Regions from separate parts of the Mus musculus genome. Here region 2 is linked to region 1. Evidence: chromatin loops called from intact Hi-C (ENCODE). Cell type or tissue: heart. All regions are shown on one strand.

The links. Hi-C counts contacts between places; a loop is a spot of excess contacts. Peaks named below come from ENCODE experiments on the same cell type or tissue, not always from the same donor. Only the 100,000 strongest peaks of a DNase experiment are listed, where the experiment ranks them.
Region 2: it touches region 1 in a loop (7-fold over the local background); 41 of 42 quality-filtered maps call a loop at or near these places.

What each region holds. Positions count from the first base shown.
Region 1 is chr4:155,245,464-155,253,463 of GRCm38, forward strand. Faap20 (Fanconi anemia core complex associated protein 20) reads left to right here and starts at 4,503. Exons shown (of 4, transcript NM_001190445.1): 1 at 4,503-4,599; 2 at 5,043-5,187; 3 at 5,293-5,573. The coding sequence starts at 4,538. In heart, CTCF peaks have their summits at 2,799 (motif pointing left) and 3,974; DNase peaks (open chromatin) are centred at 1,528, 3,978, 4,548 and 5,008; H3K4me3 peaks cover 2,423 bases; H3K27ac peaks cover 4,013 bases.
Region 2 is chr4:155,090,271-155,098,270 of GRCm38, forward strand. It overlaps Morn1 (MORN repeat containing 1), which reads left to right. Exons shown (of 14, transcript NM_001081100.1): 4 at 613-723; 5 at 1,999-2,089; 6 at 2,792-2,879. Among named protein-coding and RNA genes, the nearest start is that of Morn1, 7.7 kb to the left of the region's middle. In heart, a CTCF peak has its summit at 4,378 (motif pointing left); DNase peaks (open chromatin) are centred at 4,461 and 5,171; H3K27ac peaks cover 557 bases.

The DNA.
Region 1 (8,000 bases):
CTAATTGAGCCAAATACCTTTCAGATCTTTTTGTTTTGTTACTTCTATAACATACAGTTCTTCCAGGTGAGCAAACACAAGACAGTACACACCTCCCCCACCCAGCGTTTTGGTTTCTTCTGGAAAGTGCTTTTAAGCCCAGAAAAGTTGCTCCTGTCCTTGTAGCCCTGGATCTCAGGAGCCTGCACTGTGTAGCCCACCTGCTTGATTTTCCAGTGCAAGCAGAATTCAGAGTGTGTGTTACGTCCTGCCTCGTGAAAGACTCGGAGCGGTACAGACTGTGTGGTGGGGGTGAAGCTCACTAGAGAAGCATGCCTTGAGTTCTATCCCCAGGGGTAAGAGGACAAAACAAAACAAAAGTTAAAATGTAGCCGGGACACAGCCTGAAACAGATGGCTCTGGTAAACACTACCCACAATTTGTTTACCTCAGATGCTTTTTAAACCTGTATCCACCTGGCTGAGGGGCCCAGAAGGTTAAGAGACCTCTGGCATCTGGGTCAAGGGCCTTCCCATGTGCAGGTTTCCTGTAAATGCTGTTGGATCCGGGTCAAAGCTGACTCTGTGGAAGCTGAGAAACCACAGCCTCCCTGGGGAGTCCCCTGGGGCTCCCACTCACCCCATAACACCAGGAAAGTTTGGTTTCTGCTTGACTTATTGTCTCCACAGGAGGGGCCCCAAGTTTTCCCCCTTTCTGCCACCCTGCTCTCTATGGCTCTGTCCCTCTTTCTGCTATGTCTGTGACCGTGTGGTCCCTCTGAAGCTCTGGGCACAGCTAGGGCACAGTACACAGAACTGCCCTCTGGAAGTTGCCCTATGGTTGCGCTTCAGGAAAACCTAGAAGGGCATTGGGGGGCAGGGCTGGAAGGCTCGGACTTAGGGCTGTAGGAGCTAACCTCCTAGAGAAAGGGCCAACAAAGGCAGGCACAGGCCCTGGATTGATGAACATGAACTGGGCCATGAGAGGGTTTGGAAAAGAGGCTGGAAGAGTTTGTTGAATGTCAGAATGTCACTGTGAACCGACAGAAGTGTGGAAGCGTGGCCTGAAGGGTGGCTCAGGGGTGGGAGCTGAAATGGGGCAAGGTCCTGTCCCCCAGTAGCCTCTCCTCCAGTGTCCCTTGGCTTTTTGGGTTAGATTGCCCCAGCTTGGCTTTGGCCTGCTGACCATGGGCAGTTCCTGGCCACGATCCCCAATTGGAAGCATGAAGAGGTAGAGTAAGGGAGCCGCAGTGTCTGAGCGTCTCCCTCCCCCAACACACCCTTGCCCCCACACCCCATGTGTGGGCCTGAACAACCACTCTGCTGCCTGGCGGATCCTGCGATGTTTCCCAGGCAACTGTCGCATACAGCCTGTCTGCCTGGCACTCCCACACCCCATAAATGCCGCCGTGCCTGGCTCCAGGCAGCCTTGCCTGCTTGGCATACACAGGCCAGCAGGTGTGGGGAATGCAGCCCGCTGTCAGAAGGCCACGCAGGCAGAGAAGCAGCCCAGGCCTCTTGGACATCCTCGTACAGCCAGTGAAGTGAGTATTGCTGGGGTACCCTGTGTAGATGCTATGCTGTTCCGCCTCACAGTAAGAGTGGGATAGCTGAGTGGCATAGCACGAGCATGTCCCCCGGCATGCTGGCCTACTACAGGCCCCACTTGAAAACTAGAGGCCTGTGTCCTTTCTAGGCTTGGTCACAGACAGGAGCTGTCATGACCCATCTGTCCAGTAGATGAATGGTAAACCTAGTTCCCAGGAAGGCAGGGAGAATATAGGAAGCCAAGCAGGACGTGGACGACCCCAGCAGACGCAAACTGGAGTATGATGGACGGGTTCACCTAGTCCACCAACTGATCGGCCCCTGTTGATGTCAGAGACCAATCCGGGGATCAGCTTTGCTAGTGAGAAAGTCAGGACTCTGTTAATACCACCTTGACAAAATAGTATGCCAAAACTCCAACCTGGCTGGCAGACCCTCTTTCCTTCTGAGACTAGCTTTGGAGAGTAGAGTTTAGGCTCTTCCTCTAAGATAATTCAGTCTAATGATGGGCAAAGCCTAAGAGAAGAAAGTAGGCACAACCTGGGCACTGGGCAGATACAGGCAGCCTTATTGCCTCCTACACTGGGCCACTTTCTGTGCCACTGTGTGTCTCCTCCAAAGGGCTGAAATAAGGCCGGGCGTGGTGGCACACGCCTTTAATCCCAGCACTCGGGAGGCAGAGGCAGGTGGTTTTCTGAGTTCAAGGCCAGCCTGGTCTACAAAGTGAGTTCCAGGACAGCCAGGGGCTACACAGAGAAACCCTGTCTCAAAAAAAGGGGGGGGGGCTGAAATATCCTTTTGTAACTGTTGTGAATCTTGGCTCAAAAAAAAAAGTTGTTTCTGAAATGCAAGGGTTAATCCCAACCAGAGAGTATTTTCCAATAACTTTCTTATCACCACAACAGATAGTTCCAGGAGAGTAAAATATTTTCATCAAATTCAACCTTAATTTTGTTGTTATTGTTTTTCAAGACAGGGTTTTTCTTTTTGTAGCCCTGGCTGTCCTGGAACTTGCTCTGTAAACCAGGCTGGCCTCGAACTCACAGAGATCCACATGTTTCTGCCTCCTGAGTGCTGGGATTAAAGGCATGCACCACCACCATCTGGCTTTAATTTTTATGTTGTTGTTGTTATTATTATTATTAATTATTTCCTGGTCTGGAGAGATAGTTCAGTGGTTAAGAGTACTGACTGCTCTCCCAGAGATCCTGAGTTCAGTTCCCAGCAACCACATGGTGGCTCACAACCATCCATACTAGGATCTGATGCCCTCTTCTGGCATGCAGGTGTACATGCAGATAGATTACTTTTTTTTTTTGTTATTTTGTTATTTTGTTTTTTTTGTTTTGTTTTGTTTTGGTTTGGTTTGTTTTTTCGAGACAGGGTTTCTCCGTATAGCCCTGGCTGTCCTGGAACTCACTTTGTAGACCAGGCTGGCCTTGAACTCAGAAAACCGCCTGCCTCTGCCTCCCGAGTGCTGGGATTTAAAGGCGTGTGCCACCACGCCCGTCGATAGATTACTTTCATACATAAATATTTTTTAAAAATTCCTTCCTGTGTGTTGTGAGGGTGGGCACACACACCGTGGTGGAGGTCAGAGGACAACCTCGCCTTCCACCTTGTGAAGGCACTGTGTCCACAAGTCCCAAAAGCTTCAGGCGAGGGGAACCTCCTGTTTCTGCCTCTCCTCTCACAGCACACCTGGAGTCCAGACTTGCGCTGTCCTGCATGGTTTCATGTCAATTCTGAGAACTGACCTCAGGCCCTTATGCTTGCATAGACACTTTGCCTACTGAGTCACCTCCCTAGCCCAAATTCAACTTTTTGTTTTGTTTTGTTTGAGACAGGATCTTTCTTCATAGCCCTGCTTTCCTGGAACTCACTCCATAAACCAAACTCATAGAGATCCTCCTGTCTCTGCCTCCTGGGTACTGGGATGAAAGGTCTGTGCCAGTGTTCTTGCAAAGGATTCAGGTTCATTTCCTAGCACCCACATGGTAGCTCACAACTGTCTGTAACCACAGTTCTAGGCGGTCCAAGACCTTTTTCCAATCTCTGTGGGCACCAGACACATACGGCACAAATACATGCGCTCTCCGAGATTAAACTTGCTCTTCCTCTTCAAGTCTGCAGAGACAGAAGACAACCTTAGTGCAGAAACCATCCCCAGACCCTGGTCTAGACACAACTTCCAGGATGTGGAACCTGGAAGTACACACGGTGTGTGTGTGTGTGTGTGTGTGTGTGTGTGTGTGTGTGTGTGTGATCTCACCTAAGGATGGGGTGCAAAGCTCTGACTGGAGGAAGACCCAGGAAAAGGGTCTGCGAGTCAGATGGTTGCAGGACAGGCGTTTGGAACGGCCCTGACCCCTGGGGGCTGTGAAGTAGAAAGCTACTAGCGAATCCCAATGCGTACATCAAAGTGCCTGGACTTTTGCTGCCACCAAGTGATGGGCTGCAGGATTGCAGGACGGGATATTGGTTAGGTAGGAAGCCCGGGTTTTTCACTCTGAGCCTTCGTCCCCTGGGCTTTGCGGTTTGATTGCTCTTCTCTTTGGTAGAAAAACCCAGTTCCTCCTTTAAGAAGAAGATGCTGGCAAAACTGGGCCTGAGAATTTGGTCCTATCCATGGGGCCTTCCTGAAAAAGACTACAGAACTGGAAACTGAGGCAGGGCATTGTCTGGGAGGTGCCACCGGCAGGGCAAGCCTGACAGCTCTCTGCACGTGTTGACGGAAGGGAGCCCAGGCTCTGCACAGGCTCGAGTGGCCCAATCTCGCACCCCTGCAAACTGGAGGGCAGCTCCGCCCTGTCCCGCCTCTCCCTCAAGGCGGCAGCCTCGTGTTCCCAACGGTTGGGATCTCGGCGCCTTAGATTTCCAGCGCCACAAAGGGGAGCTGGCACTTGGCAGAGCGGAGAGTGGGGGGGGTCTGGAAGCCGCCGGAGCGGATCCCGGTCGGAGGGCGGGCCGGGCTGTAAGTCTCACTTCCGCCGGACGCTGTTTGGAGAAGGATGGAGGAGGAGCGGAGACTGCGGGGGAGGCTGAGCCGTCGGAGGCCGCCCGCGGGGGGCGGGTGAGGCGGGACAGAGCGGAAGGGTGGGGTCCTGGGGGCTTTGGAAGGCGCTGAGACACCGGGAAGGCGATGGGGACGCCTCGATGTTCCCGCCTAGCTGCGGGGTTCCTCGCACGCGTGCATCTCGCTACCAGCCGCGCTCCGCCTCTCTCGGGGCGCGGTCGCTTCTTCCGCCCCAACGCTGCTGTTCCCCACCACCACCTCCGCCACCCCTCTTCACGTCGCCCATTTATCCACTTCTTTCTCAGCCCCAGGCTCCGTTTCCCCCAAGAGTCCATTTACCCTTCTAAGTGAGGTTCCTTCCCGGTCTCTTACTATGGACTCCCTCCTCCATTACCCCATTGTGGACCTGCTCCCTAGCCCTGGTACCCCTCACTGTAGAATCAACTCTTCACGATATCTCTACCATGGATGCCCCGGCTGACTCTTCCTGTGCTTCCCAGGCCCCCTAACTGCCGCCCTTGGTTTCTCTCGGAGGGAAGTAAGAGTGAGCCCTGGGCTGCTCTGTTGCGCAGCACCGTGAGCGGGACCGCGGATTGGACCCCGAACCGTCAGCCATTACCACCGCTGCCTGCTTTTCCCAGCCAGGTGTGTCCAAAAGCACTAAAGAAGGATGACCTGGGAGAGAGTTCTCAGGCCCTGGGGGAGGTCATGGTGTTGGTGGCTGTGACCTTATGGGGACTTACTTTTCAGGAGTCTCTACCTGACCCAGAGTCCACTGTGCCTCCTGAGGCCTTCACTGTGGGATCCAAGACTTTCTCCTGGACGCCTTTGCCACCTGCCCTTCGTGGCTCTGGAAGCTCCCGCCACCTGTTCTGTGAACCTGAAGGCTCCCTGGGGTCACCTACTCCATCCCTGAAAGGATGCCCTGCACTAAATTCTGGTCGAACTCCCAGCGCCCAGGAGTGTGTGCCTGTGCAGAGTCCACTTGCGTTGCTGAGTTGCCCGTTGTGCCAGAAGGCGTTTGACCCGAAGTGAGTGTCCTATCACTTAAGACTTAGCAGGGTGTAAGGTCCACCGACTTAGGAGGCTAAGAGAGTGCCTGGATGTGGCTCTGGCCTTTTGTTTATAGAACTAAAATTTAAATTATAAATATTTACATATATGTGTGCATGGCACATATGCATGTGGAGGTCAGAAGACAACTTCTTGAAATCTGTTCTTAGCTTCCACCATGCGAGTCCTAGGGATTGAACTCAGACCCTCAGACTTGGCAGCAGGAACCTTTATTTGCTGAGCCTTTTTGCTAGTCCTGGTTAATCAAGCGCAAAGTTAGCTTGATTAAGCAGCTGTCAGAACATAAGGCAGCGCCTAGTTCAGAGCCCAACAGTCTCCTCCAAATGATTTAAAAAACTATTTGTGCTGAGCTGGGAGTGGTGGCTTATATGCCTTTAATCCCAGCTCTTGAGGGGCAGATGTCTGAGCTCCAGGCCAGCCTGGTCTACATAGTGAATTCCAGAACAGCCAGTTCTATGTAGAGAGATCCTGTCTCAAAAAACAAAAACAGAAAAAAATGTGCATATTTATTGTTTGCGTAGTATATCTACATGCTCAGAGGGTTTTGCACAGAGGCACCCATGTGCACAGAGGCCAGGTCAAGTTTTTCTTGACACTTCCCACCTTGTTTTTTTTGAGAGAATCGCTCACTGAACCTAGAGCTCACTGATTTGGCTCGGGTGTCTAGCCGAGGGGCTCGGGTTCCACCATTTCTCCCAGCCCCCAGTACTTGGGTTGTGAATACGTATAACCTTTACATTGGTAATGTTTGCATAGAAGGTACTTTACCAACTGAGCCATCTTTCTAACCTCCAAAATGTGCCTTTTTATTAGAATCAAGCCTTTATGGATTTTGGAGGATCCCCAGGCCCAGCCCTCAGCCACAGCTACCCACAAAGCTCAGACAGGGGGATGCTGAGTGTGGGCTGGGTTGCGTCAGGTTGTGGCTGTCTCCAAGTGGGGTCCTGTTTATGGGAGAGTGTATGGTTTGAAAAGTGGACACCTCCATGTTTCTTACCCAGGGGCAGAAGCTGAGGGCTCGGACCCTTTTGGGGAATTCGTTTTCAAAGAGCCCATTAGATTCCCAATCTTGTCAGGGCTCCTGCCCCCCTCTTGTTCCAGGATGGCTTTTTGTGTGTGCTGTCCTTGGGTGTGTCTAAGAAAAGACTTGAAGACAGGGCCATTGAAGAGGGATGCTCCATCCTCTGGGTGCTTTTCAATTGGCTGTATGAAAGCTTGGCAAAGTGCCTTGCTTTTCTGAGGTAGGTGTGAGCAAGGTGGGCTCAAGTCTTAGCAAGTCTGGAGTGATTCATTTTCACGTTGCGCTATAAAGGAACTGGGATGTATTTGACCAGACTCACCTGAGGTGGCAGCCAGATCACTAGGCTGACTGGCGGAAAATCATGTCCCATGGACTTCAAGGCGTTCCCTTCTATTCCTGCCCCACTGCAGGGTGTTCTGGGGCTTAAATGGCAGGGATGTTGTCACAATGGGTAGGATCTGTTAAGGAGGCAGGTCAGCTCGACAGCGAGCTGTCATATTGTCCTCTGAGGGCAGTCTATGCAGACATTGCTGCCCAGCTGAGCTGGCACAAGGGAGCCCGGGGATGCCCCTCAGGGGGACCACACCACTCGTTCCTTCCTTTAGCCCAGTGTGAGCCACACAGAGCACTATTTTTTTTCCTAAAGCTGGCAGGAATTGAACACTAGGTTGAAATGTATACAGTGTTCTTCATTCCAAGATCTTACTGCTCTATTCAGAAACGTCCTAAGTCTTTCCCCACCTTTGGGAACTCAGTGTAGTACCCTCTCCCCCCGACCCCCCAGTTTACCAGTCTGCAGATACTCAAGTCCTTTTTACATAAAACAGTTGTTACTTCCTGGATTCTACATCTCTAAGTGGCTCTATGGAAGCAGCTGCTAATTCTTTATTGCTTCGGGAGCGATTACAAGGGCAAGTCTTTATATTTAGTCCAGTCGCTTTTAAAAAGTATTTATTTTTTAATCTGTGATTCTTTGAATCTGCAGATGTAGGACCTACAGATAGGGAAACCAATATATTTTCTGATGTCTGTGTGTCAGATAGGCAACCGGTGAAGCAGTTCACCAGGTGGAGATGTTTACTAATATGGTGAGACCTGGTGATTGTGAATTTTCTGTGTGTGTCTCTGCATGTCTGTGTCTGTTCATCTGTCCCCCATAACCCCTGGCTGTCTGTCCCCCCAGTCCTTTTATTTCAATGTGTGACCTAGGTATTGAACATCAGAGGCCAAGCTGCCTTCTTGCTTCAGCTTTCAGAGTAGCTGGGATAACCAGTGTGTACCATGCCTGATTGTGACTCTAGTAGTACATTCATAAACTGGAATGAATCCATGTTGGCTTGCTATAGCCAGGGATGAGCTGTGT
Region 2 (8,000 bases), 160 kb before region 1:
ACTCAGGAGAGCTTTTTTCTTGGGCTTTTCTCTTGGGTTCAGTGGTTTTTAAAAATCCAGGAGAGTCCTTCGTTGTACCCCATCAGTGCCACAGGCAAGGGCTTCCGTGGCAGTCTGCCATCCCAGCCAGGGTATGGACACAGGTCCAAAGCATATTCTCTTCCTCGCTGTCCATACCAAAGAGTAAGGTAAAGAGACAGACACCAGCCAGGTGTAGTAGCGCACACCTCTAATCCCAGCACTCAGAAAACAAAGGAAGACAGATCTTTGTGCTTCAGAGGCCAGCCTAGTCTACATAGAGACAGAGACCTCCATTTGAAAACACCTCAGGCCGGGAGGTGGTGGCATATACCTTTATCCTAACATTTGGAATGCGCAGGCAGGGGGATCTCTGAGTTTGAGGCCACCTTGGTCTACAGATCAAGTTTCATGACATCCAGAACTACACAGAGAAACCCTGTCTCATAAAAACTAAAAAAAAAAAAAAAAAGAAAAAGGAAAAAAGAAAGAAAAAGAAGAAAATGAAAATGACTGGCGTCATCTCCACTGCCATTGGCTGGGGCACAGCAGAGAACCGGAAATTACCTGACTCTCCACTTCTGTCTGCCCCAGGAAACACCTACTCTGGACAGTTTGTTTTAGGAGAGCCTCAAGGGCACGGCGTCATGAAGTACAAAGCCGGAGGTCGCTATGAAGGGGAGCTCTCCCAAGGCCTGAGGGAAGGTCTGGTACCCGGGGGCTTGGGGGGGGGGGTCTGTGTGTGCTCGGGTGGAAGACCACTAAGCTAGCCTGTCTGACTTCAGAGGCAGGGATTGGTTGGTACCCCTTTTTCTGCCTGCAGTGCAGATGAGCCCATCAGAGCCTATATACAGAAAGCGGGCTGCCTCCCATCTCCTGGGACTTGTGTCATGCCCACATCCGCTATCTGTACTGTCTACCACTTACAGGTTAAAACAGCACACAGTTCTTTGATGATAAGCATGGGTCCCACAGGTTGGCCTGAGGCAAGTCTGCAGTTTCAGAGTGAGTCATCCTGCTGCTGCAGCCGTGCTTTGACCAGATCCGCTCTCCCAAGATCCCAGTGACACTGGACTATCGGGCCCCTAAGGCCTGAGTCAGTCACCTCATGTATGGTCTGCAAGGCCAAAGAGGATGAGGGGTTGATTGAAGAGATACCTGTGCCTTTGGACACCGGGAAAGACTAACGAATGCCGTAAATGAACCTAGCAGATTGTAGTGTGTATGAATGCAGCGGGAACTTCCCTTTCTTTCTCCAGCTTTACTTGAGCTAGGGGACAGAAATACCCTTGAGTTTCTGAATTGTCTAGAAGCTGAGGGTATCGACAGCTCAGCAAGACCCCATCTTTATTCACATTTCTCTGGCCCTTCAAGGTGACAAACCTTGCAGGGGAACTCAGGCAGAGCCCTGCCGTGCTTACCGTGTACAGAGTAATTAATTCTGAGACAGAAACATTCAAGTGGACTCGAAGCATCCCCCTATACTGTCCACAAAAGCCCAGTGGTTGGTTGTGGAGAGCCTTCTGTGTAGCCCCCATTAGAACCTGTGATAGCTAGTCAGGATCGATTTTATGAGCCCTGCTGACCTGGGCAGTGGCAGCTATCTGTCCCTAAATACATCTACCTTTTTTTTTTTTTTTTTTTTTTTTTTTTTGGTTTTTCGAGACAGGGTTTCTCTGTATAGCCCTGGCTGTCCTGGAACTCACTTTGTAGACCAGGCTGGCCACGAACTCAGAAATTCGCCTGCCTCTGCCTCCCGTGCGCCACCACGCCCGGCACATCTACCATTCATGTTGAACAGAGCTAATGGGCAGGTCTAGGAGGCCAGTGGGGCCCTGGTACTCAATCTTCTAAATCCAACTTCCTGCCAGAATTAAGTGCAGGCAGATCTCCTCCAGGCCGCTAAGGGAGGAGAGAGGAAGGGCCATCACTAGCAGGAGGTGTGGAATCAAGTTGGTGTATTTTGGTTTCTTTCACTAGGGCAGGGGTTTCTGGAGGATCAGGACGGGCAGGTATACCAGGGTTCCTTCCATGACAACAAGAGACATGGCCGTGGGCAGATGATCTTTAAGTGAGTACGGGTGTTGGAGGTATAAGCTGCTACTTGGGAACAAGAGTGGCCCCCCTACCTCCTAGAATGCTGGTGGCCACAGGGGTCTGGGCAGGTAGATTTTGTAGAAAGCACTGCCTAGTACCCAGGCCTTACATATGTCCTGAGACTTCACTGCTTTTCTCTGTATGTATGTTTGTCTGTCTGTACGTCTATCTCTGCCTCCTCACACACTTGTTGAATCCAGGACCTAGCACCCAAGAATGGATCCCAAGGACCTGGGTTTGAGCAAGGATACTGGTCAATGAAGCTGCTGCCGTTGAGGCAGAGGGTTAGAGACCTTAAGCCTGTGTTCAGCTTCCTGGGTGGATTTTTACCCAGCACCTGCCCTTGAAACAGGCAACGTCACCTCTCCCATTTCCTCCTCAATCTCTGCCATTTCCCATTTTGAGTAGCAGAAGCCAAACGTGTCCTGCACAGGGCCCAGCATGCTCTGGAAAATGGGTCCTACCATGGGGGGGCGCGCAGGTATGCATACATGTCCCCGCCTGTCACAGCCCTCCTGAGCCAGCTCTGGCAAGGCAGGAGCTCACAGACCATCTGTTCAGGGCCTATTTTTGCCTTGGCCCCGGTGTGCTTGCTGCGCCCGGTCAGAGGAGTTGGTCTGAGTCACTGCTACCACCTGGTTCTTAGCCTCATGAGGGTCCTGTGCTGTGCCCTCAGGAATGGTGACAAGTACGAAGGTGATTGGGTTCGAGACCAGCGTCAGGGACACGGGGTGCTGTGCTGTGCCGACGGCTCCACATACAAGGTACAGAGGAAAGGCGGGAGGCCGTTAGAGGACTGGGAGCCTTGATGGTGTTTGCCCACACTTCATCTGGCAGTGCCCTTGGAGAGAATGGACTCACACTCAACTCCTCTCACACCCCCAGAGCGCCCCAGAGGCTGACTTTCCTTATTCAGTCCTCAAGTCTGATGAGCCCTGTGCCACAAGGGAAACTGAGGTCTGTCCCAATGCTTGTGCTTGTCCGAATGGGAGATAAGAGAAACCGTGGATTTCATGGGCAAGAGAAAGGACTACACCAATGCTCTTAGTGAGAAATGTGAAGCTATTGGCCAGGAAAACTGTCAAGCTACCAGGAGAGGCGAAAGAAGAAACAGATTACAGTCGGGGCTGTCCTGGGACAGGGCTGGGCCTGGTTCCACCACTCCTGGGCTGATGGCAAGCCAACTCCACCAGGAAGTAAGAGCTTAAGGCCCTGGGATTGGCTTCTTGGCAATTCCAGTTGTCACAGGTGAGGCCCTGAACCCCAAGTGTTGCTGCTTGCTTGACAGTGATGTGAGACCTGCTGGGGGGTTCCAGCAGGAAGGAAGGACAGGTTTAGGCCTCTAGACTCCCGAGAGTCAGACTTCCTCAGCCATTTCTTTCTCGTCGTATCATAGTTAACCAGGATGATGCGATCATATTTTTCCAGATTTCTCAAATGGCAGATTGACAACTGGAAGGAGCTGGCCCCTGGAAGCAGGATGAACCCAGCCCAGTTCATGCAGAACTGGGAAGAAGGGTAGCCACAGAGCTACTGGGGGGAGGGGACTCCTGGAGGAAATTGACCAGATGCTGTGACCTCAGAGAACAAAACCCTACTTCTCCTGAGCCTTCAGCTCCCTCTGCCGACTGCTGACACTGTCCACTGACTAGGGAAAAAGGTTCAGGGGGCCTGGCTCCTTAATGGAAATGGAGTGGTGTATGACAACTCCCACAGAACTATAGGGCCACAGAGAACACTGCATGGGTGCCCAGACCTGTATACACAGGATGCCCAGCCCTGAGTGCAGAACAGAAGAGTTATGCTTGGGTAGATCTCAGCCCACGCCTGAGTACGGTCCCTATAGCTGTGATAAAACATCATCACCAAAAGCAGCTTGGGAAGGAGAGGGCTTTTATCACGTTACACTGCCTGGTAAAGGCCCATCACGGGGAAGTCAGGACAGGAACCCGAGATGGGAACCTGGAAGCAGGAACTAAATCAAAGGCCTTGAGAGAACGCTACTTACTAGCTTGTTCCCCAAGGCTTTGTTCAGCTTTCTTACAGCACCCAGTACCACCAGATGAGGGGTGATACTTCCCACAGTGAGCTGGGCCCTCCCACATCAGTCAGCCATCAGCACTGTCTTCAGGTTAACGCTGTGGCAGTATTTTCTCAGCTAGGATTTGCTCTTTGCCAATGATCCTCTCTTGTGTCAAGTTGACATAAAAACTGTCCCATAGGACTGCTCTGGTCAGGGCTGTTGGGGGTCTGTGTGGACACTGCCCCCTGCTGGCCTAGAATCTGCCTCTGAGCTGTGCCTGAGACAGTCTGCATACCATCTGTACCTGCTGTTGTGACCACTCACCATTCTGGCTCCTCCCCGTCTGGGGGCTCATCCTCAGAAGTCCTGCCTTGACAGCCTGTCCAAAGCAGGATCAATTTCCAGGTGCGATGGGAGAGTACAAGGTAATGAGGACCTAAAGGAGTCACTCACTTCCTGTCTGGCCTGCACACAAGGGTCTTGTTTCCAGGGAAGAAGACCAGGGCTGTCAATCACCTCCTACCTACTAGATACTTCCAAACCTTCCGCTCATGGATTCACACGAACTATCCCACACTTCTGTGAAGGGACTGTTTGCCATATTTTATAAATGGGAAAACGGAGGCCCAAACACGGTTTCCCAGTCCAGAAAGGGGCAGAAGAGCTTGTGGCCTCAACACCCAGGCTTGATCCATATACCTGACCCTCTTTCCCTGGGATTTGGGAAAGGCCTTGCCCCAGTGGGTCCCTCCAGAACCCATCACATCAATGAATGAGCTGCCGTTGACAGCCCAGAAAGATAACATCACCACCACCACTTGGGCAGGAAGAATAATGAAAAGTTTTGCCCAGTTCCCGGAGGTGATTCTGTTCCACATGTCCTCAGACATCCAGTAGGGCTTCTTCACTGCTGGCCACTAACCATCCGTGGCTGGGGTTTGGGGCTCTGCCCAGGCCTTCCTTTCTGCAACCTGAAATTTGTGGTGTGCCTCACTTTCATCTGCACCAGCCTACAGAATGTCCACCAGGGGGCAGTCAAGACCTGCTCACCAGCAGCATGCCCAGCCTTGGATCCTTGTTCCAAGTTTGGCTCTAAGGCAGGCAGCAGGGAGGCCTTGAATGCCTAAGCAGTGCACACAAGACTGCCACACAGGCTAAAACTGCTCAGGTTGCCGTGGCTTCTCCTCCTGAAGTCAGAACCTTGAACTCCACAAGACTCACAAAGGTACCTTCCTCAGGAGTAGGGTTGGGGGTTGTGTATCCTTCAGCTCAATTCTCAATAGCCCAGTTCCCAGCATCCTGTGGCTGGACAGCAGGAGCAGTGTCCAGGGGAGGGGACAAATCGGCCTCTGGCTTAGACGTGCTGACTGCACCAGAAAAACAATAGCATGAGCTGAAGCAGCCACAAAGGAGTGACCAAAGGACAGACGCACATTCGGACAGAAAGGCCGCAAACCAGCCACTTTTTTTTTTTTTTTTTTTAATTTTCATGGGAAGGCTAAAGAACTTTCTTCCTGGATCTTTTGGACACTGAACAGAAAAGGTACCCAGGTCCAAGAGGACAGGTGACGCCATCTGGAAATCAGGACTTAGACACCATGGGTATCCACAACTGCCGGCCTAACACAACTCTTACTGACCTGCGCTGCAGAGGCAGCAAGAGGTCTCACTTGCCGCCCAAGTGAGAGAAGGTAACCCTGGGCTGTCACTCAGCCCTCATTAGCCAAGGGAGGCAGAGTTTCCTGAGGCTTGCTTAGCCAATGACCATCTGCACCGAGCTCTCCCACGCATGGGCCACTACCTGCATGGAGTGGGGACATCAGCCAAGGGAGGCTGTGGGGTGGGAACAGTCATCAAATCTGCTTCCTCCGGGCACCACTGTTCTTTATGTTGCCATCAGTCACACACACAAACCAGAAGTGTACCATCTCGTCCTGTTTTAAGTGTCCAGTTTGGTGGCATTAAATGCTTAAATTACTGTGTGGCCATTACCACCATCGGTCCACAATCTCTTCTATGTAAACAAACAGACTGGCCCGTTTGACCCAGACTTCCCAATCCCTGAGAGCCCTAGCACCCACCCCTCTTTTGTCTCAGTTACTCTGGCTCCTCCGGGGACTCCGTGGATAGACTTGTTCCTTAGTGGCTGGCTGTTCTTGCTGATCGTCGCAGCTTCAAGTCCATGCTCACTGAAACACGTGCAGGAGGCTCCCGATGGCCGAGTGGCACATATGCATACAAGTCCCATTTCCCCTCTTCATGCATTTCAGTGGGCTCTGGGGATAGTGCTCTGAGCATACACGTGCAGGCCTTTGGGTTTGTGGACCCAGCAGTGGAATGGCTACACCATGCAGTAGTTGCATTTTCAATTTTTTTTTGTGTGTGTGGAGCTGCCGCATTTTTCCACAGTGGCTGCATGATTGAAGGAACCAGCAGGGGTTTTTATTTCTGCACCCCCAACCCACACTTATTTTCTGTTTAAAGCTACCATGCTAAGGAATATGAGCTGTTTGGGAGTGGGCAACTGATCGCTGAACTCTGGACACTGCCATTGCTGTCATCACACAGAGCTGGCTTTTGTTCCTGCTTGACATTGCTTCAGTGGCTCTCAGTGCTCTGTCCCTCCCAGCTTGTACTGTCCTGTCACCTCGGGGTATGTGCCTGTTAACCACTAGCAGGGAAACGTCTCACCTTTTCCTTTTGACCCTCGGGCAGATGAGGTGGGTATCTACTAGCTCTTCCGTCCTCAGGTGTCTCTATAGAGCAAGCTCCACCTTCAGAACAGCCCTCATCCCCTAGACCCGCCAGCATTAGCGTCTTGTGTATCCTGAGAAGACTACAGGATGGTCAGCCTTTGTCTGGACAGCTCTGCTTTTCTGATCTTGACCCATCAGATTTCTCCTTCAGCCAATATTCCCATGTTGTGAGGAAGAAATCAGTCCAGACCCTGAGCAGATGTTCTAGGTGGAGTCTGCAGCTCCCAAGGCAGCTGGCGTGGCGGGCATAGTGATATGGTTCCATCTGTGTCTTTGGTGGGCACCTAGAGTGGTACACTGAGCAAGTCGATGTGGTGGAGGCCTCTCCCACAGCAAGGACATGTCTGTCACCTAAAGCTCTGCTTTCCTGAAAATCAACATTTCCCATGTTGGTTTTCCCAGAGGGCAACCTGCTGTCTGGCACACCTGTGCATACATGAAACAGGTGGCTAGCCTTATGGGTTCCTTCGCCTGCTGCAGTTCCCAGCTTCCCCCTGAGCTGGCATGTCTGAAGAGTCCCTGCATGTCAGCAGGCAGATGAAGACGGGCTCTGTGGCTACCTGCTTGCTTCCCATATCACTCGTCTGCCCTCCTTGGGCCAGTAAGGCCCAGAGCAGGATGGAAAGGCCATCGACCCAGGACATGTCTCTGCCACTGAAGATCGACAGAAGAGTGTGGAGCACCCACGTCCAGTGCTGGCCCTTCAGCAGGTCAGCTGCTCCCCACAATGGCCCCCTCCAGGAACCGTCTCAGCAATGGTTACTGCTGCACTAGTCACTGCATCTCCAGGTCCCCACAAAATATTCCTACTGAATACTCTGAAATCCTAGGAAAATAGTCAAGACCAGTCAAATCCAACACCCACAGGCCTACTGTTACTGCGATGCAAGTGAAGCTGCCCGCCATCCCTGCAAGCTGGAATCAAGTCCATAACAGTTGCAAGCCCAGGAGGAGAGCCCAGATAACCCCTCACAGGTGGCATCACCCGAGGGGGGCAGAGGGTGCGAGGCTTAGCCGTGGTCGGTGATAACTGCCTCCTCCACACCATAACACCGTGGAGGCTAACTCAGAAAGGGCCTGACATCTTGGGAGCCCACTCAAAAGCG